3 separate regions of the Mus musculus genome follow, and all the other regions are linked to region 2. Evidence: chromatin loops called from intact Hi-C (ENCODE). Cell type or tissue: gastrocnemius. All regions are shown on one strand.

Evidence for each region. A loop is a pair of places that touch in the nucleus more often than their neighbours do. Peaks named below come from ENCODE experiments on the same cell type or tissue, not always from the same donor. Only the 100,000 strongest peaks of a DNase experiment are listed, where the experiment ranks them.
Region 1: a loop joins it to region 2, with 2.7 times the contacts of the local background. A loop is called at or near these places in 11 of 42 quality-filtered maps.
Region 3: it touches region 2 in a loop (8-fold over the local background); 30 of 42 quality-filtered maps call a loop at or near these places.

The regions. Positions count from the first base shown.
Region 1 is chr10:69,109,870-69,117,869 of GRCm38, reverse strand. Gm40684 (a long non-coding RNA gene) reads right to left here and starts at 5,418. Exons shown (of 4, transcript XR_871807.1): 1 at 5,224-5,418; 2 at 3,506-3,604; 3 at 2,360-2,705; 4 at 427-502. In gastrocnemius, CTCF peaks have their summits at 3,046 and 3,251 (motif pointing right); no DNase peak of the experiment used is centred here.
Region 2 is chr10:68,898,279-68,906,278 of GRCm38, reverse strand. No RefSeq gene overlaps it. Among named protein-coding and RNA genes, the nearest start is that of Gm32931, 80 kb to the right of the region's middle. In gastrocnemius, a CTCF peak has its summit at 3,428 (motif pointing left); a DNase peak (open chromatin) is centred at 3,422; H3K27ac peaks cover 654 bases.
Region 3 is chr10:69,308,686-69,316,685 of GRCm38, reverse strand. Gm40685 (a long non-coding RNA gene) reads right to left here and starts at 4,619. Exons shown (of 4, transcript XR_871809.2): 1 at 4,424-4,619; 2 at 3,280-3,542; 3 at 1,947-2,099; 4 at 1,256-1,384. In gastrocnemius, a CTCF peak has its summit at 3,275 (motif pointing right); no DNase peak of the experiment used is centred here; H3K27ac peaks cover 2,142 bases.

The DNA.
Region 1 (8,000 bases), 210 kb before region 2:
TAACAGTGGTTAGACAATAACATGTCCTTAAAGCCAAATCTGAACCCAAAACTTCCATGATTAAATCTTTTCTGGAATGCATGTATGTTGGGGCTGAGGGAGACATTTAACCTTTCTGCTTTTATCTTGTGAAAAATCTGTAAGGTAGAACAATTTGAAGGACTGAAAAAATAGTCTAAATTTTGGTGTCATTCTGGACTATTTTAATTCCCTTTTTACCCATGTGTGGTTTTAAAGCAGCCTCATGGTAATTTACTCGTAGGGTCTCTGAGGGAATAATGAATTGTCTCAGCCCGTGTTTTAGAAGGAGATAAATCCAGTTATGGTAAAGGAATGGACACTCACACAGTATCACAGTAAAAGCTCATTTCTTTCTCATGCAAAGACCCCATGGATCTGAGAGACTTCTCTTGGAGGTAAGCATCCTTGAAGTGACTGGTTGACTGAGATCTTTTCATTTTGGGGTCTTTCAACCTCAGTCAAGAAATCTCCACCTTGGTCGCTGCAACAGAGGAAGGGAATTGTAAGGGACATTTTCATTCTTCGTTTTTGAGAAGTGAAGTCCATTAATCCCGATTACATTTCATAGGGCAATGCTAGGCCACACAGTCCCAAGTCCATGAGGAGATGAGATATTATGTATGCCTTGGAAGGACTGAAAACCCTGAGACAAATATAGGCTAGCTGTATCTATTATTCTCTTGAAACCAAGGCTTTATGAGCAAAGGATTTATCTCAGAGCTCAAAGGAAACTTGACACATGTATAAATGCTAACCTTTACATCTGGATTATTGGCCTCTGGGAAATCCTTGAGTCTCAAAGATAACTCAAACGTTGGGTCTAGACACATTGTGGCCATGTGCATTTTCACGATGTCATCTTTTGTTCTTCTACTTTCCTCTGAAAGTTGTCTCCCTACCTCCTTCTCTAACATCTCCACTTGGGAATGGCCTCCAAAGAAGCAGCCAATTTTGGTCATTTCATGGTGTGCTGCAGTGATTGCCCTAAGTAGTGACTGCATCTCAAACATGGCCAGACTCACGTTGAGGATGAAACCTGCCTAACTACTGTTTTTTGAGTATTTATTTTTTTTAAGGTCCAGAAGAATCACTTTGCATGGTGCATTCTTAGAGTTCACATCAGACATAAAAACAGGAGTAGTGACATTTACTTTACAGTTACCTATTTGCTTTGGTGATGCTCTTATTAGGTCTACTAATGGGAATGCTATGCTCATTTTAATGGAAGGATCCGATGCATAGAATTCTGTGTTGTAAGCATCATTATTTCTCTGCTCTATTCAACCATGGCCAAATGGCTCACAACATGACCAATGGTTAATTTTAAGAAAAAAAATTTTTTTTAACAAGTTAATTATCTGCAATCCTTGGAGCATATGGTTCTTTCTAAGGTCAGTGACTTGTTACACATTCCCTAATGGTGTAAACCATGGTAATGAATAATGTGTGTACTACATTTTTTTTTTTTTGCTCATTGTTGGCAATTGAATGCAGGGCCTTACATGTTCATTATTATTTTTCTTAACAAACAGGATTTGTATATAATTCAGCACACAGTATGACATCTACACTGTGAAATGATTACTGCAGCGAAGTTAATCAACACCAATCACCTCACATCGATACACTTTCCTGATGTACTTTTTAAAACAAATTTCAGGTATAAAAAAAAAGTAGATTGTTATTATAGCCATCAAATTGAATAGCAGATAACCCAAATTTACCAATCTCATAACTGGGAGAGATGTGTATAGCCAATGTCTCCCCATTTCCTACACTCTATATCCCCTGAAAATTACTGTTCTGTTTTTTGATTACATATATATGAAATTTAAGATTTATTTAGTTTTATTTTGTCTGTGGTGTGTTTTGTCTCCACGAATGTCTGTGTACCAAATGCATGCAGTACTCGCAGAGGTCAAAAGAGGGTCTTGGATTCTTCAGGAACTGAGACAGTTGTGAGCCATCATGTGGTTGCTGGGAATTGAACTCAGGTCCTCTAGAAGAACAGTCAGTGTTCTTAACCACTGAGCCATCTCTCCAGCTCCACATTCTACTTTTAATGACATTTTTACTGCTTTTGTGATGAACTATCTAAGAAACACAACTTGAGGGAGGAAGCACTTCATTTTCCCACAGGTTCCATCATGACAATGAGGATACTGCAGAGAGAAGCCACACTTATCATGGTATCCAGGCAGTGCGGACACCACACAGGAAGTGGGAGGGCATAGGCCCCAATGACGGTCCCTAGAAATTCATTAGTCAATGTTCCCTGACAAAACAAAGGTAATTTAATGAATATAAATTACACTGCGAATTTACTAGAGTGGCTTACATAGTCCAGGTTAGCCCTGTAATGGCCACCGTCCTGCTGGAGAGCCTGGGATCTCATTAGCTTCTGGGTCCTTGAGACTGGTTACCCAAGTCATTCTGGCCTGGGGATTCCCAGAGAACAGTAGGTCTTCAGTCTCTGGGGGAAGGCTGAAGAATCTGGGTTCTAAAGTGAAGGATGGCAGCCTCGGAGTAGCTGTCCTCACCAGCAGGCATTGAAGGCAGTCAGGCAGAAGCAACAGCTTTACTTCAGGTGCCACACACCAGGGGTTGGGGGAGATGTTCTTTTCCCTTCAGTTGATCCCCCCAAGAAATACCCTCATAGGCCAGAGCAGGCCTCTTAGTTGATTCTAGATACAATCACAGATAATATTAATAAATACAACATTCTTTCTGCAACCTTTTAAGAAGGTCACCATATTATGAATCAATCAAGGGGTTAATCTATTGATAAGACCATGACTTTAGGATCTAATTGCTTCCTCAGATCCCAATAGCTGGTAATTAAACTCCTGATGAATGAGCCTATGGCAGACCTTAAATATTAAAACCACAGCACCATCTATTTTTGTTCTGTGTTTGGCTTATACTGCTTACTATAATGCCCCCTAGTTTAATCTGTTTTATGATACTGACAGGATTTCCCTGTCTTTTATGAGTAAGTAGTATTTCATAACACATGCCACATTTTGCTTATCCATTTGATGACAGAACATAGTTTATTGCCATATCTTGGCTGTCATGACTAATGCAAGGAGCAGAGGAGTGTTAAATATCCATTTGCAACATTGGCCTCACCTAGATGTGGTTTTGCTGGAACATATGGGAGATAACTTTTTAAAATTAAAACTTTTATTTTTACTTTATGTGTATGAGCCTGAGCATGCATATATATATTTACCCAAGCAAGCCAGAAGATGGCACTAGATCCCATGGAACTGGAGTGACTGACAATTGTGAGCCACCATGTGCATGCTGGGAACTGGGTGTTCCACATGAGCAGCAAGTGCTCTTAACTATGGAGCCATCTCTCAAACTCTGTATTTTTAATTCTTTGAGGAATCTTCATACTTTTTCTTTCTTAAAAAAGTAAATGCATCAATTTACATTCTTACCAATATTATTCAAATCTCTTTCATCAAACACTTACTGTCTCTGTCTTTGATACTTAGCCACTTCAGCAAATAAAAGATGAGATCTCATGGTGATTTTGCTTTGCATTTTCCTGAGTCTTGTATGAGGCCAACCCCTTTCACATAGCAAATCATGATAAGGATAGTACCAAAAAAAAAAAAAAGAAAAAAAAAAGATTGTAGGTCAGTTTTTGTTTGCTTGTTTGTTTGTTAGTTTGTTTTGATGAATACACACACCAAAATCTCTAACAAAATTTTAACGAATTAAATTCAGCATCACAGTAGCAGGTACAACGGGTTTCTGCAGGTACAATGGTTGGGTTTCTTGTCCGTGAAACACGATACCTCATGGAAGTAACTTATGGGAAGAAGGATTTATTTTGGCTTACAGTTTTAGGTAGTACAGTCCACCATGACGGGGAAGGTAAGATGGCCAGGGTAGCTTTGTCTGTAGTCGTGGGAGATGGGGAAGCAGAGGGCTCAGGTGAACTTGAGGATGGATACAGCCTCTAAGGTCTACACAAAGTGACTTATACCTGCCACTTTGATGTGAGCTATGTATCACATCTAAAATATCTCACAGATTTTAGAAACTGAGTCACCAGCTGGGAACCATGTTGGTGTTCAACAACATTATTTGTAGGGAAAATTTCATATTCAAAGGGTAGCAGAGGGATTTCATATTATGATCAAGTTGGACTGAACTCTGAGATGCCAGGAAGTTACAAGAGATGAAAAGAATAAATATGAATCGTGTGTTAACACAATAAAGAAGGAAGTCATACAAGCAACTCAAGAGGCCCGGAAAAGCATTTGGAAAAGCATTCAACATCGTTTTATTAAAATCTCTTAACAAATCAGGCGTAGAAGAAAGGTACCTCAAAATAACAATTTCTGAACCCAACAAGTTCACAGGCAGTAGAAAGTGAGAACACCACTTAATTTAAAAAAAAGTAGGTGCAAAGGCCTTAACATTTTCCTAAGGAAGACATAAACACGACCAACCAATATCATAAAAGGGCACTGGACATCACTGGTTATGGGGGATCTCAGGTCTGTGTGCCTCAGACAGCCTAGAATAGAATTCTAAGTGAAAAGGCAAGTTATTGATATATATATATATCTCCAGTCTATTCTCATATATATGAGAATAGACTGAGAAATATTTGACTATTCTTAAGACTAGACTTTATGAAACAGCAACATGAAGTTACTTTTGCCTCCACCCCCCAACCCCCCATAATGGCTAGGTGCTGACATTCATTCTCCACTATATTTTCTGAGCATGTCTTTCTCATTTAAACTGAAATGACTTTAAACTCAACCACTTAGGGTAAATGGGCTGGCCAGTAAGCTCAGAGACCCCTTTCTCGGCCTCCCAGACCTAGGGTAGTTGGTTGTTGGGTGCTGGGCGTGAGGAAATAAAGGGGTGGAAGACCCATGTCCCACCAGAGCTCTGCTAGACTGCCATGGGACCTCTCAGGCCATACAACACCGCTCCTGCCGGTGGGGAAGGCACAGTATTGGCTCTGACTCTCGAGCACCAGAGACCGCTGGGTACCATGGGAGAGCCAGTTTGGGGGTCCCTGGGCCTTACAGTGGCCAAGGGACGACTAGTTCTCACTCTCGGACATCCCACACTGCTGTATGTCACCAAAGAGCTGGGAATGGGCCCTTGGATGGATTCTAGCCCTGGGGTGGAAGGGAGGGTAGGGGGAAAGCTCTAGCAGGTTACCACAGTGATGAGAGTCTGGCTAGTTCAGGCAGGCAGCTTGGATTGGTGGCAGCTGTGGCTGGAGCACAGGAAGGCCTCCAGGCGGGAGGTTTGATGCTCTGCTCATTAGAGGGAAGCCTGGTCCATTGCTCCAGCATGGCGGATCTCGATGAGCAGAGATGGTCCATTGTCTGAAGGCATTTATTGTAGAAAGGCAGAGGGAGAGAGAAGGGAAGAGAAGTAGAAGCCGGCCATGGCCACATGAAGAGAGCGGGGAATGACACATGAAGAGAGGGGGGAATGAAAGGGGAGAAGGAGAGTGAGAGGCAAAAGACAAGGGGAGAGCAAGAGCGAGAGCGAGAGCGAGAGCGAGAGAGAGAGCGAGAGCGAGAGCGAGAGCGAGAGCGAGAGCGAGAGAGAGAGAGAGAGAGAGAGAGAGAGAGAGAGAGCGAGAGAGAGAGGAGGGGCGGAGGCAGCCTCCTTTGTAGTGGGCTGGGCTACCTTGCTGTTGCCAGGTAACTGTGGGGAGGAGCTTCCCTGGCTGTAGCCAGAATACCAGGAGCTTGGGACATTGTCTACATGACTGATAGTCACAGGATTATGGAGTTGAGAAGTTGATGTGGTGTCAGGTGCTTGTGTCTGGGAGCATAGCTTATGGTTCGTTCCCTTGTAGATTTTTCTACTGGGTCTCCCGAGTAAGCCTCGCTCGACCAGAACACATGGTCCAACAGTAGGTGTGTGGGACCACATCAAGCCTTTTTTTTTTTTTAACGTGGGTGCTCTGAATTGAACTCAGGTCATTGTGTTTACATAGTAACCACTGTATTGACTGAGCCATCTCCCAACCCGTTTTATTGTTTTTGTTATTAAAATACATAAAATAAATCAGCCTAAAAGATGAACTATTTGAAGCCATAGTTGGTAGTGTTTGGGTCTTCACTATGCCCAACCTTAGTACATTTTTAGTGTTGACTGAACAGTATGATCCATTTGTCCTGGTAACTTTTATGTTACCTCGTCACAAGCTAGAGCTATCTGAAAAAAGAGGGAACCTTAACTGAGAACATGCCTCCCTAAGATCCAGCTGTAGGACATTTTTCTTAATTAGTGAATGACTGGGGAGGGCCCAGCCCTAGTGGGTGGCACCATCCCTGGTCTGGAGGTCTTGGGTTTATAAGAAAGTGGCCAAGCAAGCCACAGGGAGCAAGTCAGTAAGCAGCATTCCTCCATGGCCTCTGCATCAGCTCCTGCCTCTAGGTTCCTGCCCTGCTTTAGTTGCTGCCTGGACTTCCTATGATGATGATCAGTGAGACAGAAGCATAACCCAAACAAAGCTGTTTCTCCCCAACTAGCTTTAGTCATGGTGTTTTACCATAGCATTAGTAACCCTAATTAAGTCAGCATGCTTTTCTCTAAAGATTATTTGGGTAAAATTCTCCTATATTCAAGGAAATTAATTTATATTTAAACTTCTGTAATTCATGATACAAATTTAAAAGCATCTTAATTCTTAAGGGCATATAATTTCAGCCTTACCTAATGAAAACAATAAATACTCCTGATTTGTAAGCTATCATTATAATATGTTGAACATCTTCTCGGAAGATTCACAGAACCTTTAAACATTGGGACAGCATTTCATTCTTGGAGTGATTTGTGTATTAGATTTTAACAAATGGAAAATAATTAAAAATATCATACTTTATACATTTGCCCTTTTTCGTTTTTACAAAAATAAACTCATGAAGAGATGAGATATAATAAGACACTATCAAAATCTTTGTGGCTAGATTTAAATTTAGTTTTAATCGGTTTTTAGGTCGGTTATCTTTTGGCAGCTGGAAAGATCTTTGATTAATCTTTGTGAAAAAGAAATTAAACTTTAAGCCTTATCTCCCAGAGAAAAGGCTGCTAAGGTGCTCAGTGCCTAAGCTCATTAACTCCCAGATTAATCAGTCGACATCAGCAAATTCACAGTTAGAATACAATGCTCATAACTGTGTAATCCGTACATTAGGCTCCAATTTGGTTTACCATTTTTTGCTAATTCCCGAATAGTAATGATTCATTGTAACCCCGAGAGCACAGAATTCCTCAAATGGAGATTTCAGTTTGGTCTCTTTACCTGTTTTGAGTGTTGAGATAGCACATCAGAGTGATCTGCGAATGAAACTGAAGAGCAAGTGCTCAAAGGCAGACAACTCGGGCCTTCCAGAAAGCAGTGGGCTCAGCAGCAGTCTCAGGCAAGACCTGGTGGCGAGGGATGAGTTCATCTGGGCTCCGTTCCCAGAACCCTCAGCTTTCCCTGGGAGAATGGCGTGAAGTTATTTTACCTGTCAAAGGCTTGATTTTTTTTTCTAAAAATATATTTACTTTCATTTATTTTAAATTTGTGAATGTAGTGTGTGTGTGTGTGTGTGTGTCTGTGTGTGTGTGTGTGTGTGTGTGTGTGTGTGTGTGTGTCTGTGTGTGTCTGTGTGTGTACATAGTATGTGGTTGCCTGCAGAGGCCAGAAGAGGGCATTGGATGTCATGAAACTAGAGTTACAGGCAGTAATGAGCCATTGAAGTGCAGGTTGGAAACCTCACTCCCATCTTCTGGAAGAGCAGCAGGTGCTGCCTAATTGCTGAGCCATCTCTCCAGTCCAATCAGCCTTGGTTTTTCTGTCAGTAAAATGGAGCTCTGTGAGTTTTTTCTATCATAGTCACATTGCAAACATCAGTGACATAACATGCCTTGTGACACTTCGTGGTCACTGTCATTTCGGCAAATGAACAATAAACCTTAGTTATTATTTT
Region 2 (8,000 bases):
AGGGCGTATCCAAGGCTGTATATTCAGATTCTATAACTGGACAAATGTCCTTAACCATATGAATGCTGCTCCCTGATGAAGAGGTGACGTCCAGTTTCTCTTAGAAGTCAGAAAATGGAAGAATTTCAAGTTGTTATAGCCACATTTATTGAGCACCTACTACTTTTCTAATGCATGTTAGCGTCAGGAAAATACACTCAGAGTGACGCCATAATTTCGCTTTTCATGAGCACTCTCAACAAAGGTCCTTTGAGTAAAGATGGAAAAACAGCAGAACATATCAGAAAAACGACATGCAACAGATACAAAGGGAAGCCGCTGAGCTTTAGTGCAGTAGTTCTCAACCTGTGGGTCTCAACCCAGACAGGAGTCACGTATCAGATATCCTGCATATCGGGTATTTACATTGTGATTCATAATGGTAGCAAAATGACAGTTGTGAAGTAGCAATGAAATAATTTTATGGTTGGGGATCGCCAGCCATAACACAGGAACTGTATCAAGTATTATTAAATAAAATATTAACATTAATATATTAAAATTTAAATTTATTATAGTATGATATAATATTACCACATTATAGTATATATTAATTTTTCTATATTATTTTATACCATATAATACATATTATCATATATTAGAATATTAATATATTATCACATTATATATTAATACATATTTGGTATATATTAATATAATGTATAGTATATAATGTTATATAATATATAGTATATATTTATAATATAACATTAAATTTAATTTTTAAAATTTTATTCATGTTAATATTAATTATATAAAATTATATATTATATTTCTATTATTTTATATGAATATCATATAACTATAATATAATTAATATTAAATAAAATTTAATATAGAAATTGTATTAGAGGTTCATAGCTTTAGAAAGGCTGAGACCCACACTGCTTTAGGGGAATTAAGGAAATCTTAGAGAGAAACACTGGCGACATTGATCTTGGATAGTAAAATAAAGATCATCAGTCGAGGTCTTTTCTAAAAGGTCTTTTCTAAACCTGCTGTGCAGACATCACCGGGGGACTTGCTAAAATTATCAGGCACCTGCACCTTCGCTCGAAGATTTTTGGCTCAGTAGGGAGAGGGTTAAGGTCCAGGAAACTTGGAAATTAAATGCCCAGGTTACTCTAGTGTTTGCCAGAGGAAGTTTGGGGAGTCTTGAATGAAGTGGTGAATCCCACCACATTGAGCACTTATCCAAAGTAAGGTGCCGTGTCGAGAGTAGAGAGAACCCGGGAAAAGCAAGCTTCAGTAACGATTAGCATGCGGTGTAGGCCAGTGTCTGACAGCATTTGTCCAAGGACCGCGATGGAGGCACAGGCTTAGGTGACGCCTAGAATGGGAAGGAAGTTGAGATGTTTTCTAGAAGCTTCTAATGTGCTAATTAATTCCTCAGCGACGCTCCCAGGGGAGGTTTGCTTTGTTGATTTTTAGACGATATTTTCTTTGAACATCTTGTAGAGATATGGGTAGCCTTCAATCGCTGCCTAAAGCATCTCTGTTTCGTTGTTAAGCCAAGCCTGGCTTATTACATAAATGGACACAATTGCTCTCTGTGAAAAGCCGGACACTATTCAGAAGGAAGAGAGGGACATGCCCCGCGGTCAGGAGTGGAGTGGCTTTAGCATCTTTGCCCTTAGTAATAGAACGTAGTCTCGGAAGTCCAGAAGCTTGGTCATAATGCAAGCGAAACAAACCTTCCAGGCTGGTTTTGGTTTTGTCATTCGTATGGGTCTACACCCAGGCTCTCTCAGTACCGTCTCTCCAAGCGCGAGCAACAGCAGCTGGAAGGTGGGACAGATGCAGATTCTAGGTTTCTACCTAAAATCTCCTGAGCCAGAACTGTGGAGGAGGGGAAGTGATCAGAAGTCAAAGTGATGAAGGAAGGCAGCTAGCCATGCTTCAGATTCTTCTGATGGCCCTCAAGTCTGAGAAAGAGCCTCAAGCCCAAGAGAAACTCTGTCGATGCAGTAATACTGAAAAGGACTCTCAGTGAACAAGCCCTACGTATGTGCTCATTATACATGTATTACGGCCTTGCTATTGTTATTGGGTGTCAGAAAATCTACTCATCCACCAAAAGTGAGATTGATATTTGGTCTCCAGTGTTCGGGATACAACCCAGGGTCTTGCACATTTTAGGCAGTTCCTTTATCCTGAGCTATACTCCCAGGGTCTGTGATTCTTGTTGATTTTTTAAAAACAATTCCTATTGGCTCGAACACCAAGACAAACTACAAAAGCCAAGTCCTTTCATAATGTGGCCTACCTACATCTCTGGACTCTTAAACCTTCCCCAGCTGACCTCCATCATTCTGTCTTTCCAACAGCTGATTCTATCTTGTCTTTCTAGTTACTGCTCAAATATCACCATTTGACTACCTTGTTAAATTTACACACACACACACACACACACACACACACACACACACACATTCATTTGTGTATGCATGTGCATATGCATGCATGTATATGTATGTATGTGTATATGTATGTAGATATGCACATATGCATGTATGTATGTGTGTATATGTATATACATTATAGGTGCACATTCATGTGCAGTTATAGGTACCTCTGAGGGTAAGCTAGAGGAGGAAGGCCTCTGAGCACCCCTCTCTATTACTTTCCACATTATCTCTTTGAGATAGGGTCTTTCACTGAAGTTGGGGCAGAGCTGGCACCCAGCAAGCCCGAGCAATCCTCTTGCTTCTGGCCCTTACGGTACTGTGGTTATAGGTGCACATACAACCATGGCAGGATTTTCACATGGGGCATGGGATTTAAACTTAGGTCCCCTGGAAGAGCTGCAGGTTCCTTACCCACTGAGCCAGCTCTCAAGGCCTTACATATGCTTGTATTTATGTTCTTCACATTACTCACTGGCTTTCTTCGTGGCATACAAACCAATCGTGCCCAGTCCTTTGCTTATTTTCAAATCCATGCACGGTGTCATTGTATCTTCATGTCCTTCTGGGCCTTGCAATACTAGCAGACTTAACCCCATGTTTATTGGGTGACTTCCAGGCTGCAGCTGAAATCCAAATGAACACGATAAGTTAACAACTGAACTGCTGCTTTTTCTAGACACATGCCTTGCTGCAGGTTTTAAAAACGTAGATTACAATTATTCTTTCAATTGTGGGAACCTGAATGTTTTACAGGAAGTTCTTTAAGGGATCTTAAAATAGACTTGTCAAGAGTTGGCTTCAGTGTCAGAGCTGGCCCTGTGTTCATTTATTGGAAGGGAAATGCTGGAGCTCAAACAAAAAATCATAATGCCTTGTACCACATGAGATAAACAAACAACTGACTCTGAAATTTATGGTTTTACAGGTGTCTTGTTAGAGCTGGTTCTGGAAACAGAAAGATGAACCCAGACTCCGGTGCCATCTAGTGGTCATGTTAGTTCCTCTAGAAATAAACTCCAGTGCAATCCAGTGCTGGGTTTTTGACTCGTGGGAGGTTTTGTGCTTTTATGATGTGCATCTCAAGTATGAATTCAGTTGTATTAAGAATGATGCATGTTAGTAAATGCCCAGAAAATCTGTGAGCGCCAGCCCTCTTTGGAGTGTAGCATAGAAAAATGAAGATGTTGTGTAAATAATAATTACCACAGGTTCATATAGCTGTGTGATACCTAAGACGTGGGCCCATATTTATTGCAGATACCTAGAGGCAAAGAGAACTTCTGAATCCTGGCCAGCTATGTCACCATTTGAATATGGAACATTTGAATATGCTCCCTAAGGGAGGGATATGCTTGTTGTGTTGAATGCTTCCTCCTTAATGCTGGCTTTGGGAGATTCTGGGAAGATGAGTCCTGGTTGAATGAAATCATCGGATATGAAGACATTTCTTATTGCCAGGTTACTCCCTCCCTCTTTTCTGCCTTCTGTCCACCATGAGATGAAACACTTCCGTTTTACCACAGCATGCCCGTGACAGCTACCCTGATGCTCTGCAGAGCAGCAGCTGGGGCCAGGGTTGGAGAGAAGCAACCATGAATAGAACACTCAGAAACCATGAGCCAAACATACCCATCTGCCCCCAAATTGTCTCTACCAGGTAATTTGGACCACAGTGAGGTCAAAAGTAATAGAGAGTATTAGATGATTCAGGCTCCGAGGTATTGTCAACAGAGGACTGCCCACCTAACACAGTTATTTATCAAACATCTCATGTCTGTACAGAGCAGCTTCCACACCTCTGGCTGCACAGGTAGTTTTAGGTTTGTCTCAGCTACCTAGAGTCCTTTCTTGCTCTTGCCATCGACTTGGTGTGGAGCCCTTTGCAGAAGACAGCTGGGTCATTCTTTGGAGAAGCCTTGGGGTCACTCTGTGATATTACAGACCACAACCCCCAATATCTAGTGAGAGGAGTTCGAGATGCATCTGAGACAGGGTCATGTAGGTGTAATATTAGGCAAATTAGATCCAAATCTTGAGAGTGACACCCCCTGACTTCTCTGCTGATGTCAACTTTTCTAATTTGTGTGGTAGCTTTTCAGACATTTGCCTCCCAAGCCTTATGAGGATTAAAAGGGATAATGACATATCTAAATCGCTCCATCTGAGTGCCCAATACATGAGAAGTGAGCCACTTACCTCTGATCTCACATGGTCTAAAGAGCACCTCTTATTTCTAGCCTTCCATTGTGGCGCTTCCTGTTTCCCTTTGCTCTCTGTAATCCAGTTGTACCCACGTTGAAATACTTAACATTAGAGATATCCAAAAACCCGGATGACTTGACAGTACCTATTCATGGCAGGGGACAAGGAACATTTAGATATTTTGGAAATCCATTGTTATAAAGCTGCAAGAATCACCCAGGAAATGAAACCAAAAGTCAGCTTACATGAGACCAAGCCATATTTTCAGTGTCATAGAACAACCATCCACGCACTAACTGTAGCACACCACACACCAAAAGCACTCTGCTCTGAGAATTCAGTGAACCCACATCCTGGCTCCAATCTCTCATTCTGAGAGTATAGTTTCTCTGTTAAGTTAATGAAAAACAAGCTCATGAGACTTGGATTCTGTTCCTTAATTTGAAAACAGTGTCCGAAAAAGCTTGGGAGACGGCTTGTTGATAAATTCCAAATGATATTCTACCCTAAGCCGGTAATAAAATGATAGTGGTGGTGGGAGACGCTGAGACACAAACATATTTCTATTTGTCTCTAACGAATCACGGAGTCTTCAACCCTATTTATTCATTCGCCTCCCAGTAGCCCCCCAATTTCAGGCCAAATCCTCACAAAGAAAAACACTGTGGACTGTGTGTCATAATCACATCTGCCCTTGGAACACAGGGTTCTATTCCCCAGATATTAGACTGAGATGGGGAAAGTCATCTTATTATCGAAACTGCTTCTCTGATTCTGTTCTTCCCTCTTAACAAAAAAAAAAAAAAAAAAAAAAACTCAGGCAGCTTGGTTGGATTGTGGCAAACCTGTGTTACCCAAGTCCCCTGCAAGTGAAGAGATCTTTCTTCTCAGCTGTCTGCCTTCTGTTCATGGGCTATGCTTATGTGATACCCAATCTACATGCCACCCAACTTATGTGCACCCAACTTATGTGCCACCCAACTTTTGCTTATTTGCCTTTAAAACATGTTTGGAGGGTTAGAAGGAAAAGAGTATAGGGCAGTAGTGGGGAAGAGTAGATGAAGAAGCAAGGGAAGACAAGGTTTGGTGGGTATATAAGCTGAATATTAAACTCCCCCCACCCCCTGTGTGCGTGTAACTATCTGGTGTCTAGCTGGTACTCCAGCAGTGTTCAAAGTAAGACTCCTCTGCAGTAGTCTTTATGTCTCTTTGGCTAAGAGACTGGGCTCATCTGGGAAGCCTCCAGAGGCAATAGGTCATATCCACCACTCATGCCCATGTCCACCCTGACAGCTACACAAAAGAATCATGTCATCACTGTGACCTTTTGGGGGCTGACCTAATAGAACACTGTGTTCTTCAGAGTTGTTAAAGATTGGGGAGTGTGCAACCAACCCTCCCCAGTGCCACCGAAATACAGAGTGTCTGGTGTGAAATCGTGTGTGTGTGTGTGTGTGTGTGTGTTGTGTGTGTGTGTGAGACAATCACAGCAATACTGAGAATTCGTACACCTTCGCTGGCTTCCTTCATGCCAAGTGCCATGGAGTGATTCTCCTTACCAGAAGAGAACATTCTGAGACAGAACTTTAATTCTTTCTGATGTGTGACAGAAAATAGGAAAACAATTCCACCTTGTGTGTGAGTGTATGCACACATGTGTGTGCCAGTGCAGAGAGACCAGAGGCCAGTCTCTGTTATAGCTTCTCAGCTTCTCTTGATCTATCATCTATCTATCTATCTATCTATCTATCTATCTATCTATCTATCTATCTATCTGCTATCTCTCTATCTATCTATCTATCTATCTATCTATCTATCTATCTATCTATCTATCTAACCATCCATCCATCTCCATATATGTATGAATGTATGTATGTATCATCTATCTATCTACCTATCTATCCATCTATCTGTCATCTATCTATCTATCTATCTATCTATCTATCTATCTATCTACCTATCTATCTATCATCTATCTACCTACCTACATCTATCTATCTATCTATCTATCTATCTATCTATCTATCTATGTATTCATCCATCCATCCATCTCCATATCTATCTATCTGTCTGTCATCTATCTATCTATCTATCTATCTATCTATCTATCTATCTATCTATCTATTTTGAGTCAACGTCTCTTACTACCAAGGCTTATGAGCCAGTCAGTTCCAAGGATGCCCTGCACCTTCCAGAACTGGGATTATATGACCACCACCAGACCCAACTTTAAAAAATATATTTGTTTCTTTTTACATCCCAAACACAGTTTCACCTCCTCCTCTCCTCCTAGTACCCCTTTCCTCTGCTCCCTCAATTCCTTCATTTCTCTTCAGAAAGGGGCAGCTCTCCCAGGGATATCAACCAACCATGGCATATCAAGTTGCAGTAAGACTAGTCTCCTTCCTTTGTATTGAGGCTAGAAGAGGAAAGGACCCTTGGAGCAGGCAAAAGAGTCAGAGATACCCTCTGCTTCCACTGTTTCAAGTATCACAAGATGCAAGCTACACAACTGTAACAATATGCTGAGCCTAGGTCAATTTTTGTGTGTGTGTTGGATTCTGAAGATTAAATTCAGGGCTTTGTGCTATCAAGATGGACACTGTACCAATGGAGCCACCCAAATCCTCCCTCTTTGGGACAAGAAGAGTAGTGGAAAGACAGAAAATTCGACCAAGCAAAAATCAAATGCTATCCTTCCTTGGCTATTTTGAAATGACTCCTTCCTTAAAACAAAATACAATACTTGCCCACAGCAGCATATGGTTACAATGAAAGAAAACCTAAATTCTGAAACACACTTGGACATTGATGAAGCATTAAGGCAAGGTGCTAAGTGAAAAAGGTAGATCTAAAATCATAACTATCACGTGGTCCCCCTTATGTGACTATCTAGTCACAGCAGAGGCATAGAGCTAAGGAAGAAATTAAAGATGAGCAGGGGCCACGGAGCAGGAATGGGTAGTGACTGCTTAGCGTGCACAGCGTTTGTGATAAGTGATGGTAGAGACAGTTCTTTGAGGAGATAGTGGAAGTAGTCTATAACCTTGTGGACATACACAGGACTAGTAAATTATAAGTTGGGAATGCTCCATTTTATATTATGTGCATTTTACCTTATTAAAATATTAATTAAGCTCTCTTCCCAAGGCTTAGGGACCATTACAGAAAAAGGGGGAGGGGAGGGAGAAAGGAATGTAAGGGCCTGAGGTCAGAGGGAGATCAGAGAAGAACAGCATCTCCCACATGCCACAACCTCCGTACTCAGCCTATCACTACAGCTGTGGCTCCGTGCAGAAGCCTGTAGGATCAAGACAGTCGCCATCTTGTCATGGAATGGGAAGGGGTTCA
Region 3 (8,000 bases), 410 kb before region 2:
CTTGGTTTTTCAAGACAGGGTTTCTCTGAATAGCTCTGGCTGTCCTGGAACTCACTCGGTAGACCAGGCTGGCCTCGAGGAACTCAGAAATTCACCTGCCTCTGCCTCCCAAGTGCTGGGATTAAAGGTGTGTGCCACCACTGCCCGGCCAGGTGAAACTCTTACCATAGACTTTTCCCATCAGAATCATCGCTCTAGTCCATGGTTACTAGAGATCACTGGATGCTTAGATGTCCAAAGCATTTGGCATTGTCCCTTGCAGAGAGAGCCAGGCTGTTTAAGCATTTTCCCTTTGTGGTTCCCTTTGGCTCAAAAATTTTGTTTTTACAGAATAATGGGTAATGTAGTGGTTTTGGCAGGAGCAGGAAAGGCAAACCCATAACCAGAATAAGTATCTACTCCAGTAAGAACAAAACATTGTCCTTTTCAATGTAGTTAACCTGCCACCAGGTTGCTGGCTGGCCACCTTGAGGAATGGTGCCATATCTGAGGCTCAGTGTTGGTTTCTTCGGCTGGCAGATCTGGCATTCAGCTGCAGCTGTAGCCAGGTCAGCCTTGGTGAGTGGAAGTTCATGTTGCTGAGCCCAAGCATAACCCCCATCTCGGCCAACATGGCCACTTTGTTCATGTGTCCATTGAGCAATGACAGCATTGGCTGGGGAACATGGTAAAATCACTGGATTCCATGATCGTGGGCCCACTGTCAAACTTCTCTGGCTGGGAAATGAGTTTCTTGGTCAGAAGCGATACTGTGAGGAATACCACGACGATGGGTAAGGCATTCTGTCAGTCCACGGATGGTGGTTTGTGTATAAGAGATATACACAAATCAAACATTCAGAGAGAATAAATCATAAGTTTGTTTTGAAGCAGTTCTTCGGTAGAGATAGAATCTTACAGTTTATGAGAAACTGGAGTAAGCTTGCACACTAAAGAGATGGATGCACTTGATTGATAGCATAGTGCAATGATATGCTAATCCGATGTCTGCATGATAGGAGAGATGGTAGGGATGAACTAAATGTACAAAATCTCCCAGGGTTCACATGTGGTTTGGTTGAAGATGCAGGAGAGGCGAGATATGTACGTCCATGGAGTTGAGTATCCACAAGAGGCTAGAAAGCCCTTTAATGGAAAAAAATATTATGCACTCTAAATATATAAACAAACACATTTAATAAATAAATGTGACATGATATGTGTACATGTGTGCATTTTAGTTACTTTTCTTTTGCCCCAATAAGACACCATGACCAAAGGCAACTTACATAAGAGTTTATTTGGGCTGTGTTTCCAGAGAGTTAGCGAGACAACCATCATGGCAGGGACACAGTGTAGCAAGCAGAAGACACAGCAGCTGGAGCAGATGCTGAGAGCACACATACTGTAAGCATGAAGCAGAAAAAACAACTGGAAATGGTGTAAGTCTTTAAATTCTCAAAGTTTGCCTCCAGGGACAAACTTCCTTCCAAGAAGGCCACAACTCCTAAGCTGCTCCAAATTGGCCAACTGGGGATCAAGTGTTCACATACACTCAAGCCTATGGGGGGAGGGGGGGCCTCCTCGTCTGGATTATCACCACCATCACATGTATGGACACACATAGAGACATACACATGACATTCACATACACTCAGATGCACACACACACAGACACAAACCCCCCACCTCGACACACAGACACATACAAATACACACACACACACATGCACACACGCACGCGCGCGCGCGCACACACACACACACACACACACACACACTCACCCACACACCAGAGTCACCACTTGCTGCTACCCAGAATTCCTGAAATTAGTCAGCTGGGTGACCTGTTGAAGGATGGGAGGCAGGGTGGGAGGGAGAGGAGATGGTGTTTGCCCGTGCTCTCAGTGCTAGAGAGTGATTTCTGCGGAGGCAGGAATCTTTGAAAGGAGGAGTTGGTTACTTACTATAGGAAAAGAACTTAGGCAAAATAGATTGTTGCCTCCTGTTCCGCAGTTGGCTTCCCAAGCAGTGATGGGAGAGAAATTGTAACAGTTCTCTTTGAAGTTCTGAGACTGCGGGTGGTGGTGGTTCCGGTTTGGTGGGGTGGGGGTGGGGCACTGTGGAAACAAGGTAAGAAAAATAGAGATGAATGCGTCAGGTAAGAACGAGGTCCAGCTCTGGTGAGATGGACCAGCCTGTGAAGTGCTTACCTTGCAAGCTGGAGTACCTGAGTTCAGTTCCCAGAATGTACTTACAAACCTGGGCAAAAGCCAGCCATGTTGGGCCGCGAGTCTGAGCGAGACAGTGCATTTACTGGCTAGCTGGGTTCCCAGAGCTTTTCCACAGGCACGGAAGGGACAGTTACCTCCATGGACAGGCACCGTTCCACAGCACAGAGCTTTAACTAGCCAGATTTGAGACATCGGGAACTGTGTGGAATGAGTGTGTCTTGCATGTAACTGGGCCAGAGGAAAGAAATTCAAAGGGAAACCGTAATTTTTATGTCATGAACTAATTGGAAGCTTAAAATGGCAACTGGAATTTCACACGAGCCTTGGGGGAGAGGAGACCGCCTTCTCCGGGGTGGCTGAACTCAATTACCAGATGTGGCAGGGACAGAATGGATCTTGTAAAAATGACTTAACATCAATCATGCTGAGCACCAGAAGCGGTTACATTTGTCTAGCATGGCCCTCGAGTTGAAAGATAATTTGTATTATTGAAAATTTAGTGTAATCTTTGTACATCTAAAGGTGAGTGGGCGTAATGTTTAAAAAGTGTGTTCGTCGCCAGGGATTTAGGTGTGACCGCATGCGTGGATATTTCTTTAGTGGTCTATTGGTAGCCTAGCAGCAGACTGCCACTGTGCTCTGAACAACACTGTTAAGAGCTAACAGTAATGTAACATTACAAAGCCTTAGCAAGCAGGGGACAAGGCATCTACTAATTAACTCTAGGAACGCTTTTTAAATTCTTCCTGGGCACATGGTTTCCATACAATTTTGCAATGTGCCTTCTGCTCTTTCTGTTGGTTTTTAAATGTTAATTAATTAATTCTTTCATTCATTTTTTGGTTTTTCCAGACAGGGTTTCTCTGTGTATCCCTGGCTGTCCTGGAACTCACTCTGTAGACCAGCATGGCCTTGAACTTACAGAGATCTGCTTGTCTTTGCCTCCTGCGTGCTGGGATTAAAGGCATGGGCCACTACGTTGGGCTTGTTTTTTTGTTTTGTTTTTTGTTTTTGTTTTTATTTATGTGTATGGATGTTGTATACCTGTGCATCACTTGCATGGTACCTGAAGAGGCCAGAAGAGGACGCTGGATCCCACGGAACTGGAGTCAGAGAAAGTACTGAGCCACAACGTGGGTGGTAAGAGGGCAGGGAGTCCGTGGAACTGGAGATACTGGCTTGTAAATCATCTGATGTGGACACTGGAGACTCAACTCTGGCCGTCTTAACCACCAAGCAAGCCATCTCCCTGGCTGCCGGCTGGTATCCCTTCTTAGGAAGCGTGCTAGAATTTATTGACTGGGAACTTCCGATATAAAAATGTTTAGACTGTTTCCAATTTTGGTCATGAAAAAGAAAAAATGCAGTGATATAACTTATTTCTGAAAAAAAAATCTGATTAGTAAGTGGGGTGGGGCATTTTCTTGTCTGGAGATAAACAAGTTTCTTTACAAAAAAGTGTTGTTTTAATGACATGAAAACGCTTCAGGGGAGCCAGGCGTGGTGGAGCACACCTTTAATCCCAGCATTTGGGAGGCAGAGGCAGGTGGATTTCTGAGTTCAAGGCCAGCCTGGTCTACAAAGTGAGTTCCAGGACAGCCAGGGCTACACAGAGAAACCCTGTCTCGAAAAAACCAAAAAAGAAAAAAAAAAAAAAAAAAAAAAAAAAAAGAAAGAAAGAAAGAAAGAAAAAGAACCGCTTCGGACAAGTACACTTGCTTGTTGTGCTCCTTCCTCTCCATCCTTCTCTCCATCCTTTCCTCCTCCTTCCTCCCTCTCTCCTATCTTCCCTCTCTCTCTTTCCAGTCGTGGTAGCTAGAGTGGGTGTAGACTGCATTTCGGACTGAACCATAGTCTAGGGCCATACTGTTTGGTAGCACGAGGAGACGATCATCAAACCTGTTCCTATGATAATCTAGCTGGAGAGGAAGATAACACTGAGTTTGACGTTAGTGTGTGTCACAGAGTGAATTCTAGGCTAGCCTGGGCTACATAGTGACACACACACATACACACCCAGTCTCTCAAACAAAACAAAACAAGCGGGTGCCTCCAGTTGCTCCCACTTGTAAGCCCCGGCCCTGCCCGAGCTACAGTGTGAGAGTATTTCAAACAAACTTCCGGTCTAAAACCAAAGCAAAAGACAAGACAAAAGTAAGGCAAAATGTTGACATGTGACGGAAAATGTCACGGAAGCACGCGGCCATTACAGACAGAGGTGGGATGAGACACTCGTGTATGTGACCATCGTTTTGATGTCCAGGCGCGGCCAGAACCCAGTGAGGAACACTTGCTCTGCCAGACTTTGTTCTCTTCGCCTGCCCAGCACATCCTCCACGGCCGACCTCAGTCGCTCTCCACGTCTTCCTGCCTCCTCCTTCTGAAAGCCCACAATGCCTGCTCATTGTTTCCTCACTTCCGGGTGCAGAACCTGGCACGTGGTACGTAAATAAAAGGTTTAAGTCTCGTGTTCAACCACGTGACTGAATGGCCCTAGCAGAACCCCTGGGACAAAAGGAATTGTTGCTTGGGGGCGGGGGGACGAGGAGGGAGGTGACTAAATAAATTGCAGTAGAAAGATGTATGAGAGGGCTGGAGAGATGGCTCAGCAGTTAAGAGCACTGACTGCTCTTCTGAAGATCCTGAGTTCAAATCCCAGCAACTATGTGGTGGCTCATGACCACCCGTCTGAAGACAGCTACAGTGTACTTAGATATATAGAAATAAATAAATCTTTAGGCCGGAGTGAGCGACCTTCATTCCCAGCAACCATCAGTACAGCTACAGTGTACTTAGATACATAAAATAAATAGATAAATCATTTTTTTAAAAAGGTCGTTAGACTCCCGTATTCCTAAGACATGTGACAGTCCCATTTGGAGAAGGTGTGTATCTTAGGGCACACGTGTCAATGTGTAAAACCACAATAGTGTGGTTTTGTAGGTATCTGAGGCTTAGTACCAAGGTGGGATGGAAATAGGGCTAGACATAGCAGTGGGCATCCTGGTGACTTTCTTTGCTCTCCGACCCGTTTTCTGCTTCTGTTTCTATGCTTTAAATGAACTCACTTGATGGGGCTGTTACAGACCAGGATAGCATTTCAAAGCCTGTTCTCACAGGGCACAGAGAGAAGGCAGTGGAAGGGTCTTCTTTTACCCTGAGGTTAAGGGACAACGTTGGCCTCAGGAACTTGGGGCCAGAAAGGAACCTTCTTGTAGCTCAATGCTAAAAGCAACTCCTGGGAAACCAGTAACCCCACCTGTCCCCAGATGACCTGGGTTAGCCCTGCTTTTCCCTTATGAGCAGCGGCTGCCACATGTTTTTTCGAGTTTTTTTTTTTTTTTTCTTTTTCTTTGGTCAAACATGCTCCAAACGCTCTATAAAGGTGTCTGTCCTCAAGGGGTGGGGTTCCCCTTTGTCCTACTAAGGCAGACGCCTTCTCTCGGGGGTAAGGGTAGTCTGTACTATCCACTTGGCTGGGTAGCCTGTCCCGTTACTGTTGAAGAAACTGTCAAGCAACCGATTTCTCACTGAGAAAGAACACAATTATTGTTAAGATTTTTTTGTCTGGGGCTGATGATATACTCGGGGGGCTACCCCCCTTTTTTGGCTTTGCATGTATGTGCATGCATATATGTTCAAATGTATGCGAGGGAGCTCATGCAGGTCTACAATTGATGTTGGGTGTCTTTCTCCATCTCCACTTTACTTATTAAAGGCAACGTCTCAGTTGAACCCGGGGAGCTGGAATTGAGCTAGTCTTAGACGGGCATCTCCTGTCTGGGCCTCCTGAGTTCTGGGACATAAGTGGCTGCTGTGCCTGCCCAGCTTTTGTGTGAATCCTGGTCCTCACATTTGCATGCGATGCTAATTTCTGTTGTTCTGATAAAACATTACCAAGTCAACTTACAGAAGCATTTATTTGGGCTGATAGTTCCAGAGGGTCAAAATGTCAGGGACAGCACAGCTGAGGACTCGAATCTTAAACAGCAAGCACAAAGCAGAGATAGCAAACTAGAAGTGGGAAGGGTCTTTATTTTTTTAAATTTATTTATTCCTAATATATCAGCCCCCTCTCCTCCCAGTACCCTCTCAAATGGATCACCCCTTCCCTTCCCCCCTTCTCCTTTGGGAAGGGGAGAGTCCCCTCTGAGTGGCACCCTCACCTCCCTCCCCTGACCCCCCAGCATATCAAGCAGGACTGGGCGCATCCTCTCCCACTGATGCCAGGCAGGCAGCCCAGTTAGGAGGACAGGATCCACAGGCAGGCAGGCAACAGATTCAGGGACAGTCCCTGCTCCAGTTGTTGGGGGACCGGCATGAAGACCAAGTTGCACATCTGCTACATAGTTGCAGGGGGTTTAAGTGCAGCCCATGTTCCTCTTTGGAGCCCTCAAGCGTTCAGGTTAGTTGACTCTGTTGGTCTTCCTGCCGAGTCCTTGGCTTCTCCAGGTCCTCAATCCTTCCCCCAACTCTTCCATAAGACTCCGGAGAGCTCCATCTAACGTTTGGCTGTGGGTCTCAGCATCTGTTTCCATTGGCTGCTGGGTGAAGCCTCTCTGAGGACAGTTATGCTAGGTTCCTTGTCTGAAGATATAACAGAGTATCATTAATGGTGTCAGGGATTGGTGCTTGCCCATGAGATGGGTCTCCAATTTGGGCCAGTCATTGGTTGGCGATTCAAAGATCTGTAAATGCTCAAAGCCCACCTCTGATAAAGTCATTTCTCCTGTGAGGCTGTGCCACTTAAACTTCCTCCAAACAGTGCTACCAAGTTGAGACTAAGGGTTCTATGGGGGACATTTGTCATTTAAACCACCACACATAGAAAGCACCTTGTCTACTGAGTCAATTCACCAGAGATAGAGAGATGGGAGGAGGGAGGAAGGAGGGACAGGGAGGGGAAGGGAAGGGGAAAGGAAGGAGGGAGGGGGAATGGAGGAAGGGAGGGAGGGAAGGAGAGAGAGAGATAGAGAGAGAGAGAGAGAGAAGGCAAGGAGCCTATATTTATTTATACTCACTCCTCCGGTCATGCTGACCTGAAATGGGAACTGAGTGGAAACCATGAGACAAATATATAAACTAAGTGGCTTAGGCTCAAACTTCTCTGACCCCCAACAGCACATAAATCACAGACCTCAGCTGACTGACTCAGCAGGTCTGCTCGAGGCCTGAGAGCCAGGACTTGAGGCAAGCTTTCTGCTCCTCAGAACACGCTTTGGGGAAGTGAGGAATTAGGAGATGGGGGCGGGGAGGGGCATAGTAGAAACTTCCGGGTAATGGACCATCCATTGCTGGCCCATCTGTTTCCAGCCAGTAACATTTGGAAAGCTATGGGACATGGTGGAAAGAGATGAGGATTTTTCGTGGTGTCTGTCTGCATGGCTGAATCTCAAAGAGCCGTTATTGATCTTGGACAAGATAGAAGGCTTGGAAGGGTTTGGTTCCACTTGTTCAGCTTTGTCTTCAGCCTAGGGGCGATGCGCCTCATCTGTGCTTAAGATGTGTATAGACTGTCAGTGTAGAAATGGCTCCTAACCAACCCTTCTGGCTAGGCTGAGGGATGCCTTGTCAGAAGTAGCAAGGCTTGCAGGACCAGATCTGTAGCTGGAGTCAGGCTCAACACTGGATCCTCTGCGTATTTATTCCCTGACCCTTGCTCAGAAGAAGGTTGGTTTTCTAGTCCCATACTCTTTGATATTTAAAGTCAGGATGATCAACCTGCAGTATCTTCACTATCCGGTCCTGGAAGTTGTCTTCCTCTCCATCCCGGCCTTCCAAAATGTA